5 separate regions of the Mus musculus genome follow, and regions 1, 2, 4 and 5 are each linked to region 3. Evidence: chromatin loops called from intact Hi-C (ENCODE). Cell type or tissue: left cerebral cortex. All regions are shown on one strand.

Evidence for each region. Hi-C counts contacts between places; a loop is a spot of excess contacts. Peaks named below come from ENCODE experiments on the same cell type or tissue, not always from the same donor. Only the 100,000 strongest peaks of a DNase experiment are listed, where the experiment ranks them.
Region 1: a loop joins it to region 3, with 3 times the contacts of the local background. A loop is called at or near these places in 15 of 42 quality-filtered maps.
Region 2: a loop joins it to region 3, with 12 times the contacts of the local background. A loop is called at or near these places in 2 of 42 quality-filtered maps.
Region 4: it touches region 3 in a loop (2.0-fold over the local background); 5 of 42 quality-filtered maps call a loop at or near these places.
Region 5: a loop joins it to region 3, with 3 times the contacts of the local background. A loop is called at or near these places in 9 of 42 quality-filtered maps.

Annotation. Positions count from the first base shown.
Region 1 is chr11:20,260,533-20,265,532 of GRCm38, reverse strand. Gm39604 (a long non-coding RNA gene) reads right to left here. Exons shown (of 3, transcript XR_872279.1): 3 at 2,344-2,843. Among named protein-coding and RNA genes, the nearest start is that of Gm39604, 8.5 kb to the right of the region's middle. In left cerebral cortex, CTCF peaks have their summits at 2,098 and 2,306 (motif pointing left); a DNase peak (open chromatin) is centred at 2,310.
Region 2 is chr11:19,923,415-19,928,414 of GRCm38, reverse strand. It overlaps Spred2 (sprouty-related EVH1 domain containing 2), which reads right to left and starts at 3,973. Exons shown (of 6, transcript NM_033523.4): 1 at 3,459-3,973. The coding sequence starts at 3,484. In left cerebral cortex, CTCF peaks have their summits at 2,863, 3,087 and 3,986; DNase peaks (open chromatin) are centred at 2,336, 2,759, 3,569, 4,145 and 2 more places; H3K4me3 peaks cover 3,327 bases; H3K27ac peaks cover 2,990 bases.
Region 3 is chr11:20,330,459-20,335,458 of GRCm38, reverse strand. It overlaps Slc1a4 (solute carrier family 1 (glutamate/neutral amino acid transporter), member 4), which reads left to right and starts at 2,746. Exons shown (of 8, transcript NM_018861.3): 1 at 2,746-3,513. The coding sequence starts at 2,987. It also overlaps the pseudogene Gm12033. In left cerebral cortex, a CTCF peak has its summit at 2,142; DNase peaks (open chromatin) are centred at 2,601, 3,210, 3,863, 4,317 and 2 more places; H3K4me3 peaks cover 2,823 bases; H3K27ac peaks cover 1,681 bases.
Region 4 is chr11:20,242,504-20,247,503 of GRCm38, reverse strand. The region is part of intron 1 of Cep68 (centrosomal protein 68); the gene reads left to right. Among named protein-coding and RNA genes, the nearest start is that of Cep68, 4.4 kb to the left of the region's middle. In left cerebral cortex, CTCF peaks have their summits at 2,395 and 4,113; DNase peaks (open chromatin) are centred at 399 and 641; H3K27ac peaks cover 337 bases.
Region 5 is chr11:20,198,839-20,203,838 of GRCm38, reverse strand. Rab1a (RAB1A, member RAS oncogene family) reads right to left here and starts at 2,427. Exons shown (of 6, transcript NM_008996.4): 1 at 2,187-2,427. The coding sequence starts at 2,209. In left cerebral cortex, CTCF peaks have their summits at 2,494 and 2,697; DNase peaks (open chromatin) are centred at 1,901 and 2,643; H3K4me3 peaks cover 2,490 bases; H3K27ac peaks cover 2,161 bases.

The sequences.
Region 1 (5,000 bases), 70 kb after region 3:
ATTCAAATGGATTGGTCAGTCAGCCACCTTAGTGGTAAGGCTGTTGGTGTCTTATCAGCAGTGGCTCTTTGAGGTCGAGCTGAATTGTCAGCCTCTGCTGTATCTTATTTATGGACAGCCTGGACAGTCTGTAACTGTCTTTGATAACATTCCTTAACTAATTTGATGTTTTTATTAGGATCCTGACTGGTTTTGCAAACTGAAAGGATATTAATTTGCATTTTCCACTACTGTAACAGATCTCTTCCCCATAAGTTTATGGCTATATCGGCCATCTATGACTTTAATTTTCCTATTTGACTTTCAGGTCCTATATACTAAATCATTTGCTTTATTTGGAATAAAGCTCCAACTCCTTGAAATTGGATGTCTACTTCTTGAAGTGGCTAACCTATAGACTAAAATTTTGGAGTGATAATGTGACATCTGCTTCATTGTTAACCATTCCTTTAATTTCAATATTGTTTACTAATATTCTTAGCTTGGGCCTTTGATCCTCTATTGAAGTTTGTCAAAATATTTGGTTTTGGCCCCTTTTTAGCTTTTTAAATTGTCTATAGAATTTGACTCCACCTTGTTATCTGGTCTCACAATGTCTGTTTTCAGAGCAGTAGAGTTTAATTGTCCCGAGAAAGAAAACTCTCCCTGTTTAGCATTGGGGCCTGCAAGAGCCCCACCCCCACTCCCAGGAGACTTTTGGTAAAATGTTGCCCCATTTGTCTGTTGTTGCTCTACATTCCCTAGTCCTACGGCCTTTGCCATATCTTTTACATATTCCAGGAGGCATAGACTCCCTTTGGGATTAATCTGTTTTTCTCTGTAGTTTATCTTGAAATGACCCTGCTCACCACAATTAAAACATTTGAAATTTTGGGTCGTCTCAAGGACTCTAGTGGCAGCTTCTCTTATTAAGGTCCTATCAGGCAAACGAGGCCCAACATCAGCAGTATATCTAATCCACTCCATCCATCGATGCTGACCTTGCCCTCAGTGGTCTGATTATTTCTTTGCATTCAGCATTCACATTTTCAAAAGCCAAAGACTCGATTGGTGCCTCTCTTGCTGATGGATCCCATATACTTCTTTCTATAGCAGAAGTCAACCTTTGTAAAAAGTCAGGGAATGTTTTCTTTGGACCTTGTATGACTTGGTTCAAGAAAATGGTTCAAGCCATTTCCCTGTTTCTGTGACCTTGTCCCAGGTCTTTAAGGCCGCCAAGCAACAAAACATCAAGGTTTCTTCATCATATTCAGCCTGAACCTCAGCAAAGCCACCCTCACCAAGCAGTTGATCTCTAGAAACATTGTTACTTCTGGTTTTATTTTGTCCTGTTATCTCGTTCACCTCTTCTCTCCACCATGAGAACCATTTGTAAATGTGACCCAGGTTTTAATATTGTTCTTGCCATATCATCCCAGTCTTGAGGGTGGGGGTGGTCTATGTTTAATAGACCAAGAAGTCAGGATTTGATTTTAAAACAGTGAATGCATTCTAAAATTAGTGACATGTTCCTTAAATTTTCTCAGTTCTAACATATCTATGGGTTGTCATTCAAATTCCTGATAATTCTGTGGATGGTTATCATCTGTAGGTCTTTGTTGTATACTCACCAGATAAACCAAAGTTTGCTTTTCAACAACTTTTTGGTTGGCTTTCTCTAATTTTATCTTCTGTCCCCACCTGAGTATTTTCCCTAACTAATATTGTAAGTTCCTCCCATAAGGTCTGTGCCCATGTTTCCTATCTCTCCTTGTGTTGCTCCTCCTGCTCAGTAAGTTCCTGTATTCTCTGTTCAGGTTCTGCTTCCACATTTTAGTTGTTTCTTTATATTGTAATTCTGATACTCTGATGTCTGTTTTATTTTGATTCATTTTAAAAGATTCTCCTCCAAGCCTTGTTTCTAATCTTCATTATTTTCTCTCTGCCACTCAGTCTGATCTGTGAGCTCTCCCATCTTTTGTTCTAGTGTCTTCTCCAGCTCCTGTCTCCAAACTTCATTTTCCTCTCTGTTGCTTATCATTACCTATTAATTCCTGTACCTTTAGTCTAGTCAAGTCTTAAACTTATCCCTTTCTTGGTCAGTCTCAGTCTCAGCTATGAATGTGTATATATATATATATGTATATATACATATACATATATGTATGTGTGCATATATATATATATGTATATATACATATACATATATGTATGTGTGCATATATATATATATATATATATATATATATATATATATTCAGTTTATAATACTTATTACCTAATCTGGAGCTTCTTGTATCTTTGTCTCCCTCTGGTGTTCAACTCAGGATACTGTAGTTCTCTCTAATTCTTTATTTGAAGGGAGGGGCTCACTGTAGAGAGACCAGCAGCTTTTTCTGGTTTTGTCTCTGTCTTAGGTTATGTCCAGCAGTATGCGTGTCAGTCTCAGGTAGTCTGTAGTGTAAGAGCGGGTCTGACTGTCCCACGTCCTGTTTAGACGTGGAGGATATAGGAAATCAAGCACAAGAAGGATTGCTCAGCGGAGAGTCCCAGATAGAGCCTATTACATCTGTGAGAAGGCTTTGTGAAGTTAACTGTCAGTTTTTTAGTTGTTGATCTTTAGTTGTGAAGGCTGTTTTACAGGCAGTCATAACCCAGGGTCCTTGGTCTTTCTTTAGGCTTGGGGAACCCTGTGTTGTGGCACTGTAAGTCCCAGCTCATGGTTGGGGAGCTGTCTCTGGGTGCTGTGGTTTGCTTGGGGCTTGGGAGGGAGCCTCTCCGTAGCTCTCTGTAGAACCCTTAGTTGAATTCTAAGTCTCACATTGGGCGCCAATTTGTTGCTGAAATTTCCAACCCCAATATGCCTGTATAAAAAACACACAATCGAGTTATTATAATTCTAAGCTATAAGCCTAAATTAGTCATATCTAATACTATACCAACTTCTTCTGCAGCCATAAGTCCCCTTGCTACTTGCCATTTCTCCTAGCCACATGCTTCTGCTCCATAATGGCTTCCCCCTCCTCTTCTTCAGTCCTCTCTCCTTCTCCTCACATCTCATCTCTTCTCTACCTGCCCCCACTCTCAAAACCCATCTTTCCCCTCCACTGCCCAATCACAGGCTCTAGCTTTTATTGACCAGTTAAAATGGGGAGAAGGTTCACATGAGATCACCTGGGTAAGTGACCAACTGCTTGTCGAAAACAGCAGTTTTGAAGAAACAAAATTAACACCAGAATACAAACAACATCAAGACAACCCACAACATCTGTAGCTTAGAGTTTTCAAAACCTACTTTTAATAAGGGTTCATACATGTTTTAATCTCCCTTCTAGCTCACCACCCACTAGAGGTAGTGGAAAGGGAAGGCTAATAGAGCAAAGGAGGATGTGGGCTTCTTTAGAAATAGTTCCTTAGAACAAATCCAATCTGTCTTTTCGGGATATCAGCAGTTCAGTTCACACACATCAGCAATGGCAGCTCAATCTACCTGCAAACACTATTCATGAATCAGTAATGGCAGGTCAATCCACAAGAAACCACAAGGCTCTGGCAAGAAGATGCAGTGTCTTAGTCAGGGTTTCTATTCCTGCACAGGCATCATGGCCAAGAAGCTGGGGAGGAAAGGGTTTATTCCGCTTACACTTCCATACTGCTGTTCATCAACAAAGGAAGTCAGGACTGGAACTCGAGCAGGTCAGAAAGCAGGAGCTGATGCAGAGGCCATGGAGAGATGTTCCTTACTGGCTTGCTTCCCCTGGCTTGCTCAGCTTTCTTTTCTTTTCTTTTCTTTTCTTTTTTGTTTGTTTCGAGACAGGGTTTCTCTTGTAGCCCTGGCTGTCCTGGAACTCACTCTGTAGACCAGGTTGGCCTCAAACTCAGAAATCTGCCTGCCTCTGCATCCCAAGTGCTGGGATTAAAGGCATGTGCCACTACGCCTGGCCCTCAGCTTGCTTTCTTATAGAACCCAAGACTACCAGCCCAGGGATGGTGCCACCCACAAAGGGGTCCTCTCCACTTGATCACTAATTGAGAAAATGCCTGACAGCTGGATCTCATGGAGGCATTTCCCCAACTGAAGCTCCTTTCTCTGTGATAACTCCAGCTGTGTCAAGTTGACACACAAAACCAGCCAGTACATCCAGGAATATCACTACAAGTTTTTGGTGCCTTTCTCTCTAAAAAGTCACAACAAAGGATGACCAGCAAAAAATGGTGAGGCATACTAATACTGCTCAGAATCATCAGCAAAGACCAGAATCCACAAAGCCCAACGATGATGCGAACAAATGGCAAGGCATACCAATACCATCCAGCATCGTCTAGCAAAACATCACATGCCCCAGGCTCCCTCCAAAGGAACACCACATGTCTATTGTTAGCAAAACATCCTCCCATGTGTCTGCTTCAGCAAAAACATCCTCTCATAAGACAGTTTCCAGAAAAACATCACATGACACAATTGAGTCTCCAAGAAAACCAGAAATTTCCACTTCAGACATCAAATTCCTTTACCTGCTGAGCCATCTCACTAACCCAAGAGATATCAGATCCATAAAGTGGACTCTACCAAACCATACTGCCTCTTAGGATTCTCATCTGCTCTCATTTGCACACTGGATGTTATAAAGGGGCTCTGGTTGCTGCCGGTTTCATCCACCTGCAGAAATGGCTTCGTGGTATCATGCCCTGGAGGTCAGTGGACTCCCCTCTTTCCCCACAACCATAATCTCACTTTGACCCTGCCTCCTATCTCATATAAAGTGGGGAGGGGAGATCTGTATAGAGTTATTAATTTTAAAATGTTTACATTTATTTTATTTGGTTTTTGTGGAGAGTTTTTTGGGCTGCTTGGCAGGAATTTGACATTGGGCCAGGACAAAGAAGTGGGCTTCAGGCAGGAATCTGACATTAGGCCACGACAAGGAAGTAAGCTCAGGCGGGAATCTAATTTTAGGCTAGAACAAAAAAGTAGACTTCAGGCAGGAATATGACTTGGGCCAGGACTGGGAAGTAGGCTC
Region 2 (5,000 bases), 410 kb after region 3:
GGAGTCTGAGGCTAGCCTGAGCTCATGGCACCCTGTCTCGAGAAAACAAAACTCAGGGCTCTGTTGGGGCGAGTGGATGGCTCAGCGGGTAAAGTACTTACCATGCAAACCCGATGACCTGAGTTTGGTTCCCAGAATCCACACAAAGGAGGAAAGAGTAACAACCTCACAAAGCTGTCCTCTGACAGGAGTGACATGGCACACATGTATACACACACACACACACACACACACACACACATGCAAATGTTAAACCTTTAAAAAGACAAAATGTCATATGGCTCAGCACTGCCTGTATTATATTAGGTTTGGTGTCCCATACTCGTTTCACCTTAATAAGTCCAACATCCAGTAATATTACTTTGAACCTCCATCCATAATCTAGGGGGGCAAATACAGAATCCTCATGCCCAAGTTTGTTTACCTTCACTTTAATTTGCTATGCTCCTCATACCTCATGACAATGAAGAAAAACCACGGCAACAAGAAACTCATCAATTTAGTACAATCAGAGTTCAAGGAATGACTTACAGAAACAACCAGGAGGCACAGAGGGCTACAGCCATAGTGAAAGGTGCCCGACTAGCTTCGTGAGACCGGGCTCACAAGACTGGCCACCACCGTTTAGATACTAGCTAGGAGCACAGGGTTCTTCCTGACCTGGGCTGTTGAGTGAATTCTCCACGTTGGAGACTAAAGGGATAGTCTCGGACAAACTACTTAAACTCTCCTCAGGTTCCCCAAAAGGGAGATAACATGGTGAGTTCTACATATTCCACTGCTACAGGCATCCCATGAAGACACTCCAGAAGGCAGTGGAAGAAAGCACACTTGTCATTCCAGCACTCAGGAACCTGAGACAGGAGGATCCCTCTAAGTTAGAGTCCAGCCTGGTCTACATAAAAAAGCTAGCCAGGGGATTTATGGTGAGGCCCTATCTAGACAAGAACAAAAATATAACTCCCCCAAAAGCCAATTCAACAGTGGTAAAGACACCAGGGCTCTCTAACCCTCTGAAACTAGAACCCATCTTTAAGACCTACTGTCTCAACAGAATTCTTTCGTTTTTTTGTTTGGTTTTTGTTGTTGTTGTTGTTTGTTTGTTTTTTTGTTTTTTCGAAACAGGGTTTCTCTGTGTAGCTCTGGCTGTCCTGGAACTCACTCTGTAGACAAGGCTGGCTTTGAACTCAGAAATCGGCCTGCCTCTGCCTCCCAAGTGCTGGGGTTAAAGGAATTCTTTACCCAACCTGAGCTCAAACTCATGACATCCCTCCTGCCTCAGTCTCCAGCTGCTGGGATAACAGGTGTGAGCCACCAACTTCAGCTTCTACAAGCCTTCTGATCACAGTCAAATTGATCTCTCTCCCCAGGACTGGAATGAGGAAGTATTCCCTTAACACTGGTGTCCTCACCTGGAATCCTTTCGTCTAGGCTAGCAAATGGGGGAAGGCACAAGGCTGACTGGCCACTGGAAAACAGCACAAGCCGACTGCACCCCCAGTGGAAGAAGCCAGGAACCTTAATGCACACTGGGCAAAGCTCTCCAAGAACCCCCATCAGCACAGGTACTGTTCACTGCCCCCAAGGCTACTCCTAAGTGCAAGTACAGACAAGGACCCAGAAAAAGAACTGTTTATTGGCCAAGTTTCAAAAGGGGAGGGCCTAGCAGATAATCCTTCCCTCTATATTTCAGCATTAAAACTCTCAACTTTCTTCCCCTATTTTATGATTTCAATGACAGGTATAGTAAGGCAAAATAAGATGTCTAAAACAGCCCAAAGCATGCTGTGAGACTTGCACAGCAGGTGGGAACCTCTCCAGGGACAGGTGTCTTGACAGATTAGGGTTACTGCTGTCAAAGTTCCCTGGGGACACACCGAAGGAAATTCCCTTTGCAGAACATCAGCTTCCTTCCACTCAGTCTGACAATGAATGCCACAGGATAAAAGGCCATTTAAAAACAATCGAGGGCTGGGCCGCAGCTCAGTAATGGAGCTCTTGCTTGTCTGGCTGTGGCAGGCCCTGGGTGCGAACTCCAGACCGAAGACAAAGGAAAAGAAGGGAGATTTCTTAGAGTGGTACACAGGATTTTGCCACCTGCTACAAGAGCTCTTTAAGCCGCCCAGTGGCCCAGTCCTGAGTCACTTCCCCTCTCTGCACTCTAGAGTGTCAATGCTCACGGGGGAAGGGGGTGGGGTGGACACACAAAAGCAAAAGACCCAGGGTTTGGGAGCTAGTCTCCAGCCACTCCCGCTCCACCTCTCCAGGTCCCCCTCCCCTCAGCGTCCCCGAGACTGCGGACCCATTCTGGAGTCCAAGCAGGCGCCGCTGCTACCTTGGCTAATGGCAGCACTGAATGAAAGGAGCCGAGGCAGGCTCAGGATTTATGAATGTGCAAGGGAGGAGGGATATCATGTGACAATAAAGGAGAACGTCTTATTCACAAAAAAAAAAAAAAAAAAAAAAAAAAAAGTGGTGAGCGAATACAGCCACTGAACAGCAGTCTCAGAGCCGGGCACGGCTAGGACCCCTGGCTAAGTACCCGCTGGGGCCCACGGGCAGCCCCGCCCCCAGCTCCCCGAGAGGGAAACGCCTCGAACACTACTAGAGCGGAGATCCAAACCTAAGTGCGACTTAGGCGGGAAGCAGCTGCCACTTGGCCCAGAGACGGTGACAAGCCCGGGTCTCCCCGAGGGGCGAGCACAAGCACCTCTGACTAAGCACCGAGAGCTTTGTTCCCCTCGGGCCTGCGGGCCGGGCACACGCACGGGCACGCGCTCTCCCTCACATACATGCCAGGAGCGCGCTTCCCCGCACGCTCTCCCGCCCTCGCTGCACACGCTTCGGATCCGCCCCCAGTGCTGCCCCGACACCGCGGGGCGCGTGTGCCGGCCCACACGCGCGTGCACACACTCACGCGCGCCGGGACTCGGCAGGCTGCTCCCGCGCTCTGGCCGCTGCGAGGACCCGGGCGCACTGACCCTGTGCCGAGCCCGACTGGCCCTCCCCCAACTCCTCCGTGTTTTTATGAATGAAAATGTGGTATGCAAATGAGAGCGATTCAAGAAAACGAAATGGCGGAGCCCGGGCCCCAGAGGGCTCCGGAGAGGGCTATGGGAGGGCAGCAGTGCCAGGAGTCACAAAGTCACCATGCACACAGACCCATCGACCCCGGGATGCCCCGCGTGGAGGGCGTCAGAGCTTCCGCTCCCGCAGCCCGAGGACCGCCCCGAGGTCATTTGCGCGCCCTTGGCCCGGGCTGCGACCTGGACTTGCAGACCCCAGGCGGTTTCTGCCGTCTCCCCCAGCCAAGTCAAGAGCCTCGCGCATAGCCCCGACAGCTCAGCCAGCGGCTGCACCCCAGGCCAAGTTCCTCCGACGAGTCCCCTCCTGCGTCCTTGGCGGCGGCCCCCACACCACCCCTCCGGGCACCCGCGTCCCACCCGCGGCTAACTTACTCGTCCGGGTGTGTTTCTTCGGTCATTTTCTTGTTCACCTAGACGCCTGTCCCGCGGCATGCAGCCTGGCTCCCTTCATCTTCCTGTGCGCTCGCCCCCCTTCTTCACATCTCCGACATCTCCTGATTTGGTGGTGGAGGGGGGGAGCTAGAGATGAAGGGGGCGCCGAGGCAGGCGGGGAAATGGAGAGCCCCGAGATCAGGGCGAGGTCTGGGAAGGGGCACACCAGGCAGCGGACGCCGTGGGCCGGCCGGGCACGGCCCCGGGGCTCTGAGGGGGTGCAGAGGCGAGATTTGGGAAGGGGACCCGGAGGGGGAGAGCAGCAGAAAAACAAGCACGCTCCGGGCGGCGGGCGGGCAGTCGGCTGCGCTGGGGCCGGGCCGGGGTCGCCCCCGGGGACCGGGCCAATCAGGGTTCCGGGTAGTGCTCGGCGGCCGGGGGAGATGCGCCTGGGAGGCGGTGCAGGGCGCCCCGTCCGAGCCCCATCTCGCCACTCCACCGATTTACTCCATATTGGATTCTCAGCGCCGCCAACAGGAGGAGGAAGTAGGGCGGAAGCGATGACGTCTTCCCAGCGGCCAGAGGTGGTGGAGTGCAAAAAGCTTCCTACTTGCGACCAAAATAAAAGAGAGAGAGGAGAGAGAGAGGAAAAAAACACACTCACAAAACACTTTGTCCCGCCTACTGAGCGTGCCCCTCTTCTACTCCCCCTCCCGCTAGCTTCCAGTCAGGGAGGAGCCTCGGAACAGCATGGTTGGCACTGCGTTTGTCAGGATCCGAATCCTTGTCTCCGGTGCTCCGGGTTTTAGGAAGCCCAAGAGGGAGGAGGCGGGAGCCGAAGACAAGAGCACATCTGGCTCCCGTTTTGTCCCTCCCTCCTTCCAAACCTTCGGATTAAAAATCAAGGGGGGAGGTGGCGGAGGGCGGAGATGGGGAGGAGTTTAGATGTTGCCAGAGAGTTTGGGTTTGGAGAAACACTGCGGGGTGGGGGTTGGGGGCAGTGCAGGTGGCCTCCGCTGGCCTCCACACGATGGGATTACTGTCATGCAACACCATGCCCACCTAGAGCGGGCATATTTTTAAAAATATGTACGCAGAAAACAAAAGGCAAACAGCCATAAAACTTTGGCATTGCAGGCAGAGATGAAGTTTAAAGGTAACACCAAAGTAAATTATCCAGTCTGTGAATAACGTTTCTTGTCTCCAGCTCTTAGAAGTCTACTCTTAGTTTACTGGGTCACAGATTACTACCTTTGATGGGGTTTGGCCAAAGAGAGACCCAGGAACTCATTACTCCACCCCCGACCCGTCTTCCCTTCCCTTCCCTTCCCTTCCCTTCCCTTCCCTTCCCTTCCCTTCCCTTCCCTTCCCTTCCCTTCCCTTCCCTTCCCTTTCCTTCCCTTCCCTTCCTTTTTCTCTCTTTCTTTCTTTCTCTCTCTCTCTCTCTCTCTCTCTCTCTCTCCCTCTCTCTCTCCCTCCCTCCCTCCCTCCCTCCCTCCCCCCCCCTCTCTCTCTCTTTCTTTCCTTCCTTCTTTCTTTTTG
Region 3 (5,000 bases):
GTGGATGGCCCCTCTGGAAAGCTGTGGCGTGATGGCCGTGGGGCTGCCCAGAACATCATCCCTGCATCCACTGGTGCTGCCAAGGCTGTGGGCAAGGTCATCCCAGAGCTGAACGGGAAGCTCACTGGCATGGCCTTCCGTGTTCCTACCCCCAATGTGTCCGTCGTGGATCTGACGTGCCGCCTGGAGAAACCTGCCAAGTATGATGACATCAAGAAGGTGGTGAAGCAGGCATCTGAGGGCCCACTGAAGGGCATCTTGGGCTACACTGAGGACCAGGTTGTCTCCTGCGACTTCAACAGCAACTCCCACTCTTCCACCTTCGATGCCGGGGCTGGCATTGCTCTCAATGACAACTTTGTCAAGCTCATTTCCTGGTATGACAATGAATACGGCTACAGCAACAGGGTGGTGGACCTCATGGCCTACATGGCCTCCAAGGAGTAAGAAACCCTGGACCACCCACCCCAGCAAGGACACTGAGCAAGAGAGGCCCTATCCCAACTCGGCCCCCAACACTGAGCATCTCCCTCACAATTTCCATCCCAGACCCCCATAATAACAGGAGGGGCCTAGGGAGCCCTCCCTACTCTCTTGAATACCATCAATAAAGTTCGCTGCACCCAAAAAAAAAAAAAAAAAAAAAAAGAAGCCTTTAAAGCACTAGAGCTGGGCAGATGTCGCCCCTCTAAGCTATTTTGCCTACTTCCCTATCAATGACCCCGAGATATAACTTGCCACGTTCTGCCTAGGCTGCTCTTACTTGAACTGGCTAGCCTTTATGGCCATGTTTTCATGATTTACCTATCCCCTGGTGTCTCCTCTCTCCACCTTCTTTCCTCCCTCTCATGGTCCTGCCTCAGACCCCAAGCCCAGGAACTGAAACCTCACCTGCCTCTCTTCTGCCCAGCTATAGGCTGTCTGCATCTTTATTGACCAATCAGGGATAACTTGAGGGGCAAGGTTACATAGTATCACGTTGATGTACTGTGAGGATCTTCTAGTCCCCTAGGCAACAAGGGCCAGTATTTAGCATTACAATACATAGCAACAAACCAAATCTCTACATAGAGGCAGGGGAGATTCTGAGTTCAAGGCCTGCTTGGGCCACAAAGGAAGAATTTGTCAAGCACTAGCATGCAGTCAACAGCATGGCTAGTGGAAGTAGAGGAGAGAAAGGACATTTCAACATGAGTCATGGGGCTTAACAACAGATCAGACTAGAGAAAACTTAAACATGAAGGTTCACAGAGGCAGATCATAATGATAGCAGTAACAGGCTGGAGGAGACAATCACAAATCTGATTCGGAATATGCTGAGCTGAGATGCTGCAGAATGTCTGGGTGGAGCTGTAAAGCAGGCAATTGGAAACCCACTTCTGGAACATGACTTCAGTCTTTTGCATAAAAGCAGCAGCTTAGGAAAAAGGAGGCAGAGCTACCTGGAAATGAGGAACATGGGTCTGTAGGAATCATCCATCCTTGCACAGAGAGGTAAACCATGTTCTGGGAAACAAGATAAAAATATGTATAGGTCCTCATCTAATGAACACACCTCCCTCCCACCAATAAGCTCCTATTTCAACAAGCTGTACATGACAGCTAAATGGCTTCATGTAAGGAACTCTTTGCTGTCTCAACAATTGGACGTTTTACACCTCGACAGGACATATTGATTTGCACAGGTTTCTGTTATGGTATACTTCAAAATTACTTTACTTCACATTGTCTTCCTCTTTAACTCAGCTACACCTAACTAGGGCTTTCTTGGAGGTCTGGGGAGGTAGTTCTTTTCAAAAGCAGAATAGGGAAAAATAAATAAATAAATAAATAAATAACACAATAAACGACTGCCAAGGTTTCCCTTTTTATCTGCTGTGGCCCGGGAAGATAGTAAATAAATGGCATTTTTAAAAAATCCATTGAACCATCTTTCAGACTGGCCAAACACTTGACTGAACTGTTGGCGTGCCAAGTCTGGAGACCCGGAAGGGGGTGGTTAAAATCCCGCTTGTGTTTCAGCTTAAGTTACATGGCAGACACGCCACCGAAAGTGGTGGCGTTAGAGCTCTGTTTCTCTGGGAGAGTTTTACGTCTTCAGCCTGCACACACCAGGCTTCTCCCCAGAGTCCAATGGACTCGCCCCAGAGGGCGCTAGTGCACGCAGTGGCTCACCCTTGGCACTGTGCATAGTGCCACCCGGACTCGCTGGTCACCTAAGGGTAAAGCTCTGCTAGAGTCTTGTACGTGCACGCAATGAGACTTTCCCCCATCCACCCACTCCTTTGTCTCTGTACCAGGAAAGCCTACAGAGCCCTTAGAAGAAAGGATTTCCCGCAGGATGGAGGTTGGGTCGTTCCGGACTCCCTAGCGGAGGGCGGGCACCAACCTCCGAGGGCTCCCCTCCTCCACCAGCTGAGGAGAAGAACTGCCGAGGCGTTCCAGACGCTCCCCTCCCTCTCTCCCCGAGGCCTGGACAGTAGGACTGAAAGCTGCCAGGAGACAGGATTGGCCGATGGCCTCACGCCCCGTCGGGAGAGCCCAGCCTGCCTGTCTCTCACTCTCTTTGCTGTGCCTCCCGGAGGGTGGGAGAAGGGCGGGACCTGGGAAACGTCAGGGAGGTGGGGAACGGATATTCAGGGTTCTAATTGGTCGTAACATCGGAGGTGCGCCTACATGGGCGGGGCGAGCTCAAGCCCCGCCCTCCTTCCTAGGCTGCAGCCTCCAGCGTGCCTCCTGCGTTGCATCATCTCCAGCCTGCAGCGGCTCTGAAAGAAGGCTGGGCGCGGCGCGGTCTGCTCTGCCTGGGCTCCAACCCACAACCCACGTCTCTCTTTTATCTTTCTGAAAAGTGTTCCTGTAGGGACTCACAGAGCTCGGAAGCCGCAGCTGGCACAGGCCACTGTCTCCGCCTGATCCATTCATTCGAAACCGGTCTTTTCTCCAAGTTCCTTGAGTGTTACCGCTTAGAGCGGTGGGCAACGACATGGAGAAGAGCGGCGAGACCAACGGCTACCTCGACGGCACCCAGGCAGAGCCTGCGGCCGGGCCCCGAACGCCCGAGACGGCGATGGGCAAATCGCAGCGCTGTGCTAGCTTTTTTCGGCGCCACGCGCTGGTGCTGCTCACCGTGTCGGGAGTGTTGGTGGGTGCCGGCATGGGCGCGGCGCTGAGGGGGCTGCAGCTCACCCGCACCCAGATCACTTACCTGGCCTTCCCGGGCGAGATGCTGCTCCGCATGCTGCGCATGATCATCCTGCCGCTGGTGGTTTGCAGCCTGGTGTCGGGAGCCGCCTCCCTGGATGCCAGCTCCCTCGGGCGTCTGGGTGGCATCGCTGTTGCTTACTTCGGCCTCACCACGCTGAGCGCCTCGGCTCTCGCCGTTGCTCTGGCGTTCATCATCAAGCCAGGGGCGGGCGCGCAGACCCTCCAGTCCAGCAGCCTGGGGCTGGAGAACTCAGGGCCTCCTCCGGTCTCCAAAGAGACAGTGGACTCTTTCCTCGATTTACTCAGGTACTGCTCTCCACCCCGCCAAAGGCACGGCGGGAGACGCCACGTGCACTCATATCACCTAGAGTTAATTCAGTTACTGTTGGCCCTTAACACTAAATTTCATATTTACGTCTGGGCTACGTGCTGGCCACACCTTTAAAGACTGGAGGCCACAGCTTTTTGCTGGAACCGATTTTCCGTTAGGTGGGATGTTAAGTGTATACCTTCTCAGTTGTGCTTTACTCCTTACACTGGGCTCTCTCAGTTTTGTTTGTTTGTTTTGTTTCGTTTTTTTAATTGTTCCTGTTTTCTCCCCTACATCACCCCAAAGCTTCCAGGACATTGAGTGACTTTCACCAGAGGAGCTATCCAGCTTGTAGTCTGAGGTTTTCTCTGATTCAGCCTTTGGTCTGGAAGGAAGTTGGCAATTTTCAGCAGAATTATGGATGTGTCCAAGAATAATAAAACTGGAGTTAGTTATGTGGAGCCCGTTGCCCAGCTACGTGACTGCCTCTCAGGCTTAGGACAGGTTGTGGACGTTCTTGGTCAGGATCATGGGGCCTAGCGTTATTTCTTTGTAGAAAGCGGGGAGATCCAGAGAGTTGAGATACACACACCTTTCTTTGCTTGTTTTTTTTTTTTTTTTTTTTTTTTTTTTCTCCACTCAGGAGTTGTATTTCATCCCCTGGGATGATAGAGTGTAGTTTTCAAAGCTTCACCTCTCCATTTGAACTAATCCAAAGTTCACAGATGGGAAAACATTAGTCTGCAGGCGTTTACTAATGTAACCAGGTTCGTCTGAACGAGGAGTCCAGCTGGCTTGCCTTCCAGCTTTCTGAGCCTTAGTGGTATATTTTGTCTTGAGTCATTGGGCAAAGCTCCTCATTGCTGAGGTGGTGAAAACCAGAGAACTCTGGGCAAGTGACTTGTCTTTCTCCTGTCTCCATTTCTTCATGTGGAAAATGTGACAGCTGTCTTGCCACTTCAAGAGTTTGTTCATCTAAAACAAAACAAAAAACCGAGACATGGTATTGGACGGGGGGTGGGGGTGGGGGGGTGGGGGGGTGGGGGAATCTGCTGAAAAAGACCAAAAGTTCCTGCAAACAGAGCAAGTGGAGGTAGCCTACGGGAACTTCGATGGAACTGTAGGCTTTGGCGCCTGCCAGGTGGCCTGGTAGTCCAAGAGTCTTAAGGTTTGAGACATAACTGTAGATGTGTTCAGAGATAGAGAACTCTACTGAAGCCCAGAGTAGCTTTGGTTTGTTCTGTCCTCAGGGAGAGAAATATGGGGTTTCAGGGTTCTTTTTGTAGAGCCATCTGTGGCCCAAATGGGAGTATGATGTTCATCTGTGCCTCTCTATGGTAACACAGGAGCCTTAATGGTGTTCTTCCATCATTGAAAAAGGAACTGACCAGTAATTGGGGGTAGGAGGAGTGAGAACCACTTTATGGCCATCACCCCAAGAAAGGACTTACAACTTACTGTTTTATGGCCGTGGTTTTAGACC
Region 4 (5,000 bases), 88 kb after region 3:
TCTGTCCCTCACTATAGCTCTCCTCAGGAATCCCCATCATGTGAAACAGTTATTTTGTGTGGAGGTCAGAGGCAGCATACTGCATGTGGTGGGGAGAGGGCAGTTTGTGAGAACGTGTCTCCTTTCTTCAATCTGTGACCACAGTTTTCCTGATATCCACCCTGCTTGAAGCTAGCCTCAGAGCCAGCTCAAGTCTGTCTTCTCTTTTGTCATTACGGACTTCACTGTTGCCGTCCTGCCTAGCGTGACCTCCACTGTGACACTCCAGAAGCCTTGAAGCTCCAAGCCCTGCTGGGCTCCATCTTCCCACTCGCTCCCTTCCTCTTTCTTGCTTACTAGACATGATCTGCTGCTGGGTATTTATGGCATTTCTCGCTACCTGTGAGTCCTGTGACGTTTCATTGTTGAGGCCCCAAACTGAAAGGGGCATCCCTGCCAGTACAGGTGGCTGTCAGTGGCCATGGGTACACAGACAGCACTTGTCAGAACAGAAATGTTGACAGTTGGGATGCATGCATTTGTTTCCAAGGGAGTTGCTACTTAAAGAATCACACGGGAATTTTTTGTTGTTCAGAGATTTGCTCCTTGGTGAATCATGCATCTATTTGAATGAGTTAGACAGAAGTGAAAGTGCCCCCCCTCCCCAACTTGCCAGTCCTCTCCCATTTGCTCTAAACAGGAATGTGTGGGAAGAAGGCAGGCAGCTGGGATGAGCTTGCTTGAGGGTGACTCAACAGATACCAGGAAAGGTCAGGTGTCCCCTGCTGTTAACATATACACAGTGCTGAACATGGTGATAGCTGATGGGTCAAGTAGCCTTTGCAGGCTCTGAGAACTACCTGAGAGGTTTGAGGGTGAGTTTGTGGTGCTCCCTGGAAGATGCTAGAGGATAAGTAGTCCCTTGAGTAGCAGTTCTGTGCTCTTTCTCATAAAGAGGAGCAGGGTGCAGCGTTTACTTTTTATGCTGGCAATGACTAAACATGGTACATCTGTAAAGGAAAGCTGCATGTGTGGACTGGGGCCTACTCAAGAGAGGTGGTACAAGCATCTGGAAAGGCAGGGCTACCCAAGCCCTTTGGAACCCAAAGTGTTGCATTATGGGTCCCAAATGCCAGCTCCTGTGGAGCTGCAAGAGTTGGTGTTTGCTCTCCTGCGCTTGGTCTTGCTTTGATCGTACTCTTTGCTATCACTGCATTCTTCCCTGTGGGGATGGGAGTGTATATCCTAAACACTCGATGCTGCAAGTATGTAACTTTGGTTTTTTATTGTATAGGAGCTTACACATCAGAGATTTATTGAGTTTCAGAAGAGACTTAGTGGTGGCTATGCTTTTTTTATATGTATATGAGTGTTTTGGCTGTATGTATATCTATGTATGTACCACATGCGAGTCTGATGCCTGAGGAGGCCAGAATAGATAATCAGATCCCTAAAACTGGCATTTCAGGTGGTTGTGAGCCACGATGTAGATGCTGGGAATCAAACCTGGGTCCTCTGGTAGAGTAGTCAGTGCTCTTCACCTCAGAGCCGTCTCTCTAGCCCCCTGCAGTTACATGTTTAATCAGTATTGGATCTGTTAAAGTGTGAGTTTTCTTTTTTATGTTGGACTGAACGTGTTTTCCATTAGTTATCTTGCAATGAACCTATTAGTGGGTGGGGGACAAAAGAAGGAAGGCCATGACTTGACAGTGGTTAAGTGTGTTTGGGTATGGAGTTATGGTTATTATTGTCAGCCCGACAGGATATGGAATCATGTAGGAAACAGTTTTCTGGTGTATCTATACGGATTGTTAGACTTGGTTAATTGAGGTGGGTACCACCCTACCTGTGGCTGGGGCCCCAGAATGGATGATGAGGAAGAATGTGAGCACTGTCTCTCAAGCAGGCATCACTTCATGCGATACTGCACATGCAGTGTCACCAGCAGCCATGGGTCCCCTTCCAGGATTTCCCCGTGGTGGCAGACTGCATTCTTGAACTGTGAGCCAAAGTAAACCGCAGCATCATAGTCACTTTTACAGAGCGGCAAGACGACAGTGCAGGATAGACTGTGATTTAGTAGGCAGATTCATAATCAGATTGTAAACAATTCGATTCTCTGAACTGGGAGAGTAACCACATATATTCTATCTTTAGAAGTACTATTTCAGTGGAAATCCCCAAGTTTCAGGCCTTTCTAAAAAGAAAAACTTTTATTACATTTACTTATGTGTTATGGGTGCGAATGCTCATTTAAAAAGAAACACATTTTTATTACATGTCTTTTCATGCAGCCAGATTCTCCTCCCTTCCCGAATCGTGTGCGTGCTAAGGAGTCAAGTCCAGAACCCGGCTCTTGATGAACCAAACAAGGATCAGTAAGAACACACCACACACACAAGTAGTCCGTGCAGTTTGTTAAGGAGCCACAAGGTGAGGATGTGGCTCCATGAAAATCTCTCATCAGAACTCGCCGCTCCCTCTCCCGGTCCTCGCCCACCCTCTTTGGCTCTGGGTGCCTTTGGACTTGTGCTCTTACTGATCCTTGTTTGGTTCATCAAGAGCTGGGTCCTAGACTTGGCTCCTTAGCACGCAGACGACTGTAGATGTGAGGTGTGAGAGGGGTCCAGCTTCATGTGTCTCCCCGTTGACAGCCAGAGTGGATTCAGTGCATCTGGCTGGGGAGGCAGACACCCCTGTCTTCTTCACTCCCCTGTGTGTCCATCCTGGCTGGGTGTAGAGGGCCTGTGCACACAGATACACACTGGAGAAGGCAGGACAGTGAAGCACACAGCTTACCTCTTCAGTGGAGTGAGGTGTGTGTAGCAGCTCTGCCTAGAATGCCAGGAGTGATGGAGTTTCAGAGCCTGGTGATCCCTTGCTGTCTTCCAGACCCTTCCCCCTAAATCTTGAGCATTGCTTTCAGCCGTAAAGCCCATTCTTATGCGTGATATCACTTGTGCATTACAACAGCCTAAGTGACTTCTCAGTTATCTTAGAGCCAGGCCAGTCCCGACACCCACAGCCATTATCTTTACCTCAGTCATTCTCCCTAAACCCTTATCCTGGGCACTGTTTCTGAGGCAACAAGAACCCAGCTTACTGCTGAAGCCATATGGACTTTGTAAAGAGCTTCAGTGTGAGCCTTCCTTAAGCTGTGCTGCATTCAGGGGCTGAAGTTAATTGTTACCAGGAAACTTTGTTTCCAAAATTGTGCTGTGCTTAAATATACCTAAAGTAAAATGATGTGGGGCAGACTCTAGAAGTCCTAGTCCAGTGCCAGTTATAATAAAACTGAGTGATCCGGTTTCATTCTAACCTCACCCTTCTTGGCTTTTTTGGTTTTTTTTGTTTTTGTTTTCTTTTTTCCTGCTTGCTATAAAGCCTGTGGGGAAATCAATACAGTTGAAGGGAATAACTTTCCTTAACAGAGGACTGGTCACTAATCAAGGATATACCAGGAGCTATACTGCCCTTAGATCTCCAGACGAGCTCTGAGATTCTAGGTTCAATCCCTAGTGCTGTTTTGGGGTATTTCCTGGGGGGGGGGGCTTCTTTTGAGGTGGGGAGAGACAAGGTTTGGAATACTATGTCTTGCCCTGTTCAGCACTTTTAAAGTATAGGTGTGGAAAGAAACTTGTGTTTGTGTATGTATCAAGTGATAGGAGTCACACAAAAACTAATACTGCTTGCCTGTGTTTGTGGGACTGTTCAGTGGGAAATACTTGGCTTGTTATGTGAAAGGTTAGGCACTGTTCCTAACAGAAAACAGGTGGGGTCGAATTAGCCCTGAAGGGTCTGACGCTTACAAGAGTGAGCTGGCTGCATTTAAAATGCATGCTTTTCTCTGAAGTCCTGTCAGAATGGCCTGAGCCACACGTGCCCAGTTAAGGGGGAGCAGGAATTTCATATTCTACCTGAGTTGCATTTCCTAGTGTGAAAGCCAAACAGGATGAGCCTGAGGAGGCCACTTCTACCTGCCTTGTCAGCTTCTAGTCTCTGAGGAAAATGAGGCTGTTCCTGTCCAGGTTTTAGTTTTGAGGTTAGTCCCAGTGCAGGTGACTGCACACACTCCGTGCGCACTGTTGCCTTGTACCCACGTGCATGCCCTTCAGGCTAGATCTCCTCCTGTCGGCCCCCCAGTGGCAGGAGGAGCACTGGCTGGCCTGTTGAGGCCAGCCTGCTTTCCCTCTGTTGTGTGGAGCTCCTGTTCTGTAGCTCCTCCCTCACCAGTCTGCCTGGGCTGCTCTGCTTTCTCACATGAACTCACCCCATTATCACCCGGCTTTCTACGGCACACACCACAGCAGCCTGAGAAGGGGCGCTGATCTGTTTCTGGTCATTGGTCAGAGAATGGGAAGCCCCATCCAGTCTATAGTCTGGTTGTCTCCTCCCACCAAAAATAGTTCGAAGCATCCTCCTGAGCCCAGTGAGGTCCTAGGCTACCTGAACTTGCTATCCTCTGGGGTAGAAAGGACAGACCCAGACTCAGGATGCTAACCAACAAGCCATTGGCTGAAGAGAACCACTATGGGGGCTGTGCCTGGCAAAGACCAGCTGGACATCTTAATGAGGTTGAGGTAAAGAGGTGACGACACACACGGGGCCCAAGCCTTTTCCTGAACTGCACCTGTAGAGCTGCACTCAAAAGCATCTCAGGCCAGCCAGGGTCAGGGTGTTAGTCACACCCATTAGCCTGCACTTACCTTCTTTGTGTGCTTCCTGTCCCTTCAGCTTCCAGGCAAGGAAGATGGCCTTGGGGTGTGGTCTTCCTCCCAGATCAGCTGGCTTATACATTTTTTTCTTCTGCTGCCTTTTTTTTTTTTTTTTTTTTTTGCAGCACAGGCTGCCCAAGTCTTTTGCTTGGTTACACCTGTCCTGACTCTTGGGAGACAATACCACAACTACAGAGGACAGAGTCATACTTGGGCATTCCCTTTGAAAGCGTCTGGGGCTGAGGACGAGTCAGACCTTGGTACGTGGCCATGGAAATGGTCACTATTCCTTTGGCCAGAAAAGTG
Region 5 (5,000 bases), 130 kb after region 3:
ATACTACTTTATAAAAAGAGAAACAACGTCTGAGTAACATCAAATTTTTGTTGCTTAGTTAAATCTCTTACAGTATTAAAAAATAAACACATAACATGGGCTGGAGAGATCAAGTAGTAGTTAAGAATATGTATTGTTCTTGCAGAAAACTCTAGTTCCATTCCTAGCATCCACATCAGCTGGTCACAAGTACTCTTAACTCCAGCTCCAGGAGGTGTCTCTAACCTCAGCAGTCCTCAATCTGTAAGTGGCAACCCCTTTGGGTGTCAAAGGACCCTTTCACAGGGGTCACATACCAGATATCCTATATCAGCTGTTTACATTACAATTCATACAGTATCGAAATTACAGTTATGAAGTAGCAATGAAAATGTTATGGATAGGGGTCGCCACAACATGAAGAATTGCATTGAAAGGTCGTAGCATTAGGAAATTTGAGAAGCATAATAAAAATACTTAAATACACACCTAACAAATATAGGAATCTCCTCAAATAGAACAGGAATTTCAAATAGAAATTAGAAACCTTCCTAATATAACAAATTCATCTTCTTTTTGGTTTCCACAAAAATCTAATTAGGACCCCCAATTCAACTTTGCTTAACTAAACTAATTTTGCCCTGGGAGAGGGGCTGCAAACACAGCACCTGTGTCTCCATGTGAACTGTTCCCAACTTTTTCAAGTACAGAAGCCTGGCCAAGCACATAGCTCTGTGGATACAGTGCCTATCTGAGTTCAATCCCTGAAGCCACAAAGGAAGAATAAGCTCCCAAAAGTTGTCCCCTGACCTCTGAAGCAAGCAAGGTGACACCTGTGCACCTGCAATCACAGGCATCACACACACAATAAAAAAAAGTATGTAAAATTCTACCAAGATACTAAGACCTCTGCTTAACACAAACGGAAAAACCATTTCAGTATTAAACCAGTCTTAGAAAACCTGAACTTAGAATGTCTTTTGCAAGAGTCATGTGACACGCACATGACAAGTCAGCCGAGCTGATGGTTGGACCTTTCATGGGGGCACACTTAGCGGTAACTGACCAAAGCAACAAATAAAGCCCAGCTTTTACGGCAATAGTGATTTCTCTTATTAAAAACCAACAAAAATCCCTCTCCCTTAAAGATTTCTGACACTAAAGTATAATAAAAATGGCATCTCTTAAAGTTATTTTCATATATGGAAACCATAGGAGAATTTTGGGTTCAAAGAGAGAGCCTAACAATGTCTATCCAAGAAAGGAGAAGCGCAGTTCCCATGAAAGGTGCCAGGTGTGTCACATCTGCTACAGTGACTTCTTGAGTAAGCAAGAAAAAGGAATGCATTAACTTTTCATGACACGTCATGGAACCTCATTTCCTATCTACAGGCATTCAAGCAGGTAATCTAAAACCTACATACAACTCTATCATCAAAGGCCCCATTAGTTTCTTTTCAAAACTGTCTGCAAACTTGTACTTTAACTTGGTGGTACCAGGAAGACATTTCTAGTTTATTTTTAGTTCAGTTTTGTTCTTCTTTTTCTTCTTCTTAACCTACTGGAGACAAAAGGTGACTGGGAGACTCATGTCTCCCCTAAACCAAAAATTTCACAAATGTCCAGGATTTTGTAAGGGTCACGTCTCACAAGTCTCACAGAACTCTCCCAGGAGACAAGCCCAAAAGAAAACTAAACATTATAAATAGCTCCTCACCATCTCCTCATCCCCCTCAAGCCCACGCAGTCCCAAGAAGCATCCATATTACCTAAAACCCAACAGGGAGAGAGCTCTAACAAGCTCGGGATTTACAAGTAAAGCCGACGCTGACAGCTCCGCAGAGCCGGCGCAGGGTCTGACAGTGCCCTCTAGCAGAGCTCTCCCACCTACCTCCCCTTAAAACCAAGTCCTCCTCCAGCCGTCACTGCCTCCAGAGACGCGCCCCTCCTGGCTACTGTCCGAGGCCCTCTCCCCAACGCCCAGCCGCGGCACCTAGCTCCCCGCCGGCTGCGGTCGGGACCCGGCCCGCAGGCCCGACCCCTCCCCGCTGCGCTGCGGCCCTCGGCCTTCAGACAATGGGGCCCTCAGGCTGCTCCGTCTCCTTCGCCCGGCCGACCTTCCCGGCGCTGCGCAGCGAACCTCCCGGCGGCCCTCACCCCCGGCCGGCCGCTCTCACCCCGGCCCGCCCCGGCTCTCCTGCACTCACTATTCGGGATTCATGCTGGACATGTCACTGCAGCTGCCGCCGCCGCCGCCGCCACCACCGCCCTTGCTGACGCAGCCGCCGCCCCAACTCTCCGCGCCACAGGTAATGGAAAGGGAGGAATGAGCTAAGCTGTTCCGGTAGAGCAAACGTCGACCCCACTCCGACCCTTAGAACACAATCAGCAGCCGCCGCCACTCAGTGATCGCTTCCACCCAAAATGGCCGCCGGCGAACCAGGAACTGGGGAAGCCTAGGCCAAGGGGCCTGGCGCGGCCCAGAGGGCGGCAGCGTCGCGGGGCACGCTGGGAAAGAGAGTCATGAGCACACCGCGCGCTGGGCAGCCCGACCGGGCCGAGGGCTGTCTGCACTCAGCTTCCCACTAGGCCCCGCGCCCTGAACGCATGCGCACTTTCGAGCTTGTAGCCCGCCCCGTCCCGATTCCCTCACCCCCACACCCCGCCCTTCCTGCTCCCCTCCCCGCTGGCCTGCTGGCTAGGACTTCGCTCGGACTCCCCCTAGCGGATTGGCTAAGGCCGACCGGGCTGTGTTGATGTCATCAGTGAGACGTGGCAGCAGGGCGAGTCGGTGCCCCATCGGGAGGGGAGGAGGAAGGAACTCGGCGGAGGGCGGTGCCGCAGCAGAGGGGGAGGGGGCTCCCAGGAAGCCTGGGACAGTGAGGAGGGGTGGAGACAGCTTGACGAGCTCTGCTCAGGCAAGACCACAGGGGCCATCACCATCAGGGTCTGAGGCTGCTCTAAGGACAGCAGGAAACTCAAGCGGCCTCTGTAGACCTTGCGCTTTCTCACTCACCCGACTCCTTCTCTAATTTTTTTTTTTTTTTTTTTACCGTTTTACTCTAGCAACTTGATGTTGCAATAGCTGCAAATGGACCCTGTTCTAGTCTCTCTTCTGCTCACACAGCCAGATTTCCCTGTCTGAAACTGCTCCTCCATCTCGACCTCCAACCTTTAACATTGTGCTGTTGAGACACAGGCTAAAGTCAGCCTTAACCAGTCTTCTCCTCCTACTTGAGGCCTAGACTTAAAAGTTGAATTGTTTTCCGGGATAGGGTTGGGTTGGGTTGGGTTGTTAAGTTTTGTTTTTGTTTTTTTTGAGGGGGGGGGGTTGCAGTTGCTTTTGCTGCTCTTTGTTTTTTATTAGTACTAATTCTGTGTCCGTCTGCACAACTGGGCAGTAATAAGTATTTTTTTTTAAGCCATGAAACTCTTCAGTACGGACTCCAGAACTAATATTAATACATTTTTTTAGACCTAATGGTGTCAACTTTAATCAGCTCAGGAATTTAAATCTCCGCTAAACTTTAACGCATTATCTTGCGTTATTTATTACAAAGGGCATAGTATAATACACTGACCAAAGTTTATCTTCCAACTTGTTCTAAGCAAGAATATTATCTCCTGGGGCCAACTGTAGATTTACTTTTAATTTCTGAATTTCTGTGACATCAAAATATGCAAAAGAGGCTGTTCTCATGACTAACCATATACTCAGAACATATTTACACATCCCTCTGGCGTTCCTCCGTGTGTCCTGACAGCCTCATCAGACCACACATACATAGTTTTGGGAGTTTTCTTGTTATTGTCTGGGTTTTGGTTTTTGGTTTTCTGAGGCAGAGTTTCTCTGTGTAGCCCTAGCTGTCCTGGAACTCCCTCTGTAGACCAGGCTGGCCTCGAACTCAGTGTTTCCCTGGCCTCTGCCTCCTGGGTTCTTTTCCATACTAACTTCTGAAATGACCCTAGATGGAGGTTTACAGCCCTGGACCCTAAAGCCCACCATACTTCCTCTTATCATTTCACAGAATAAAAACTCTGAAGTGTCCTAAACTCAATTTTTCAAGCAAAAATTTTGTTGTTATTGTTGTTTTGTTTTGTCTTAGGATTTATCATGTAAGCCAGACATAGCATGCCTTTGACCCCAGCCCTCAGGAGGCAGAGATGGGTGCTTCTCTGTGAGTTTGAAACCAGCCTGGTCTACATAGCAAGTTCCAGAACAGAGCTACATAGTGAACCTCTGTCCCAACACCCACCCCAAATCTGTCATTTAATTTTATGTATGAGTGTCTCTTGCCTGTGTGTGTATGTGTGTGTGTGGTGTGCCATGCATGTGCCTCTTGGCCTCAAAGCCCAGAATAGGGCATTTGATACTCTGAAACGTGAGTTATAGTTGGTTATGCTGGGTTCTGGGAACTGAAAACAGGTCCTCAGCAAGAACAAAAAGTGTCCTTACCAGAGAAGCCATCTCTCCAGCCCTAGCTGGGGTTTTATTACTGATATTTTAATATAGACTTAAACATAAAGATTAAGGAAGAAAGCAGACACTCAGAAAGAAAAACACTATGGAGTGCACTACCCCCATACATACAGATACTACCACCAAAACTCCATTTTTTAAATCTCTGTCTCTTTGGAGATAAATTTGCTCCACTTTCATTGACTATTTCATTTCCCAACAAATTATCTTCTAGTAACCTTTAACCTAGCTGACAAACAGAACAATGTGAAGTATATGTAACAGTTCTTCCTTGACACCCCAAAGCCTGACTGTACCTGTGTATGTGGAGGACAGAAAAATTCATATCTTAGTTACTGTGCTACAGTAAGAAAATAAATGAGCGGCTGTCGTGACTGTGGAGTAATGAGTGCCCGCTTCCTACACCCCTACTGCATCAAGGGTGTTATTGAGATTAAGATTCCTTCTCGGGCTGGTGAGATGGCTCAGTGGTTAAGAGCGCCGACTGCTCTTCCAAAGGTCCTGAGTTCAAATCCCAGCAACCACATGGTGGCTCACAACC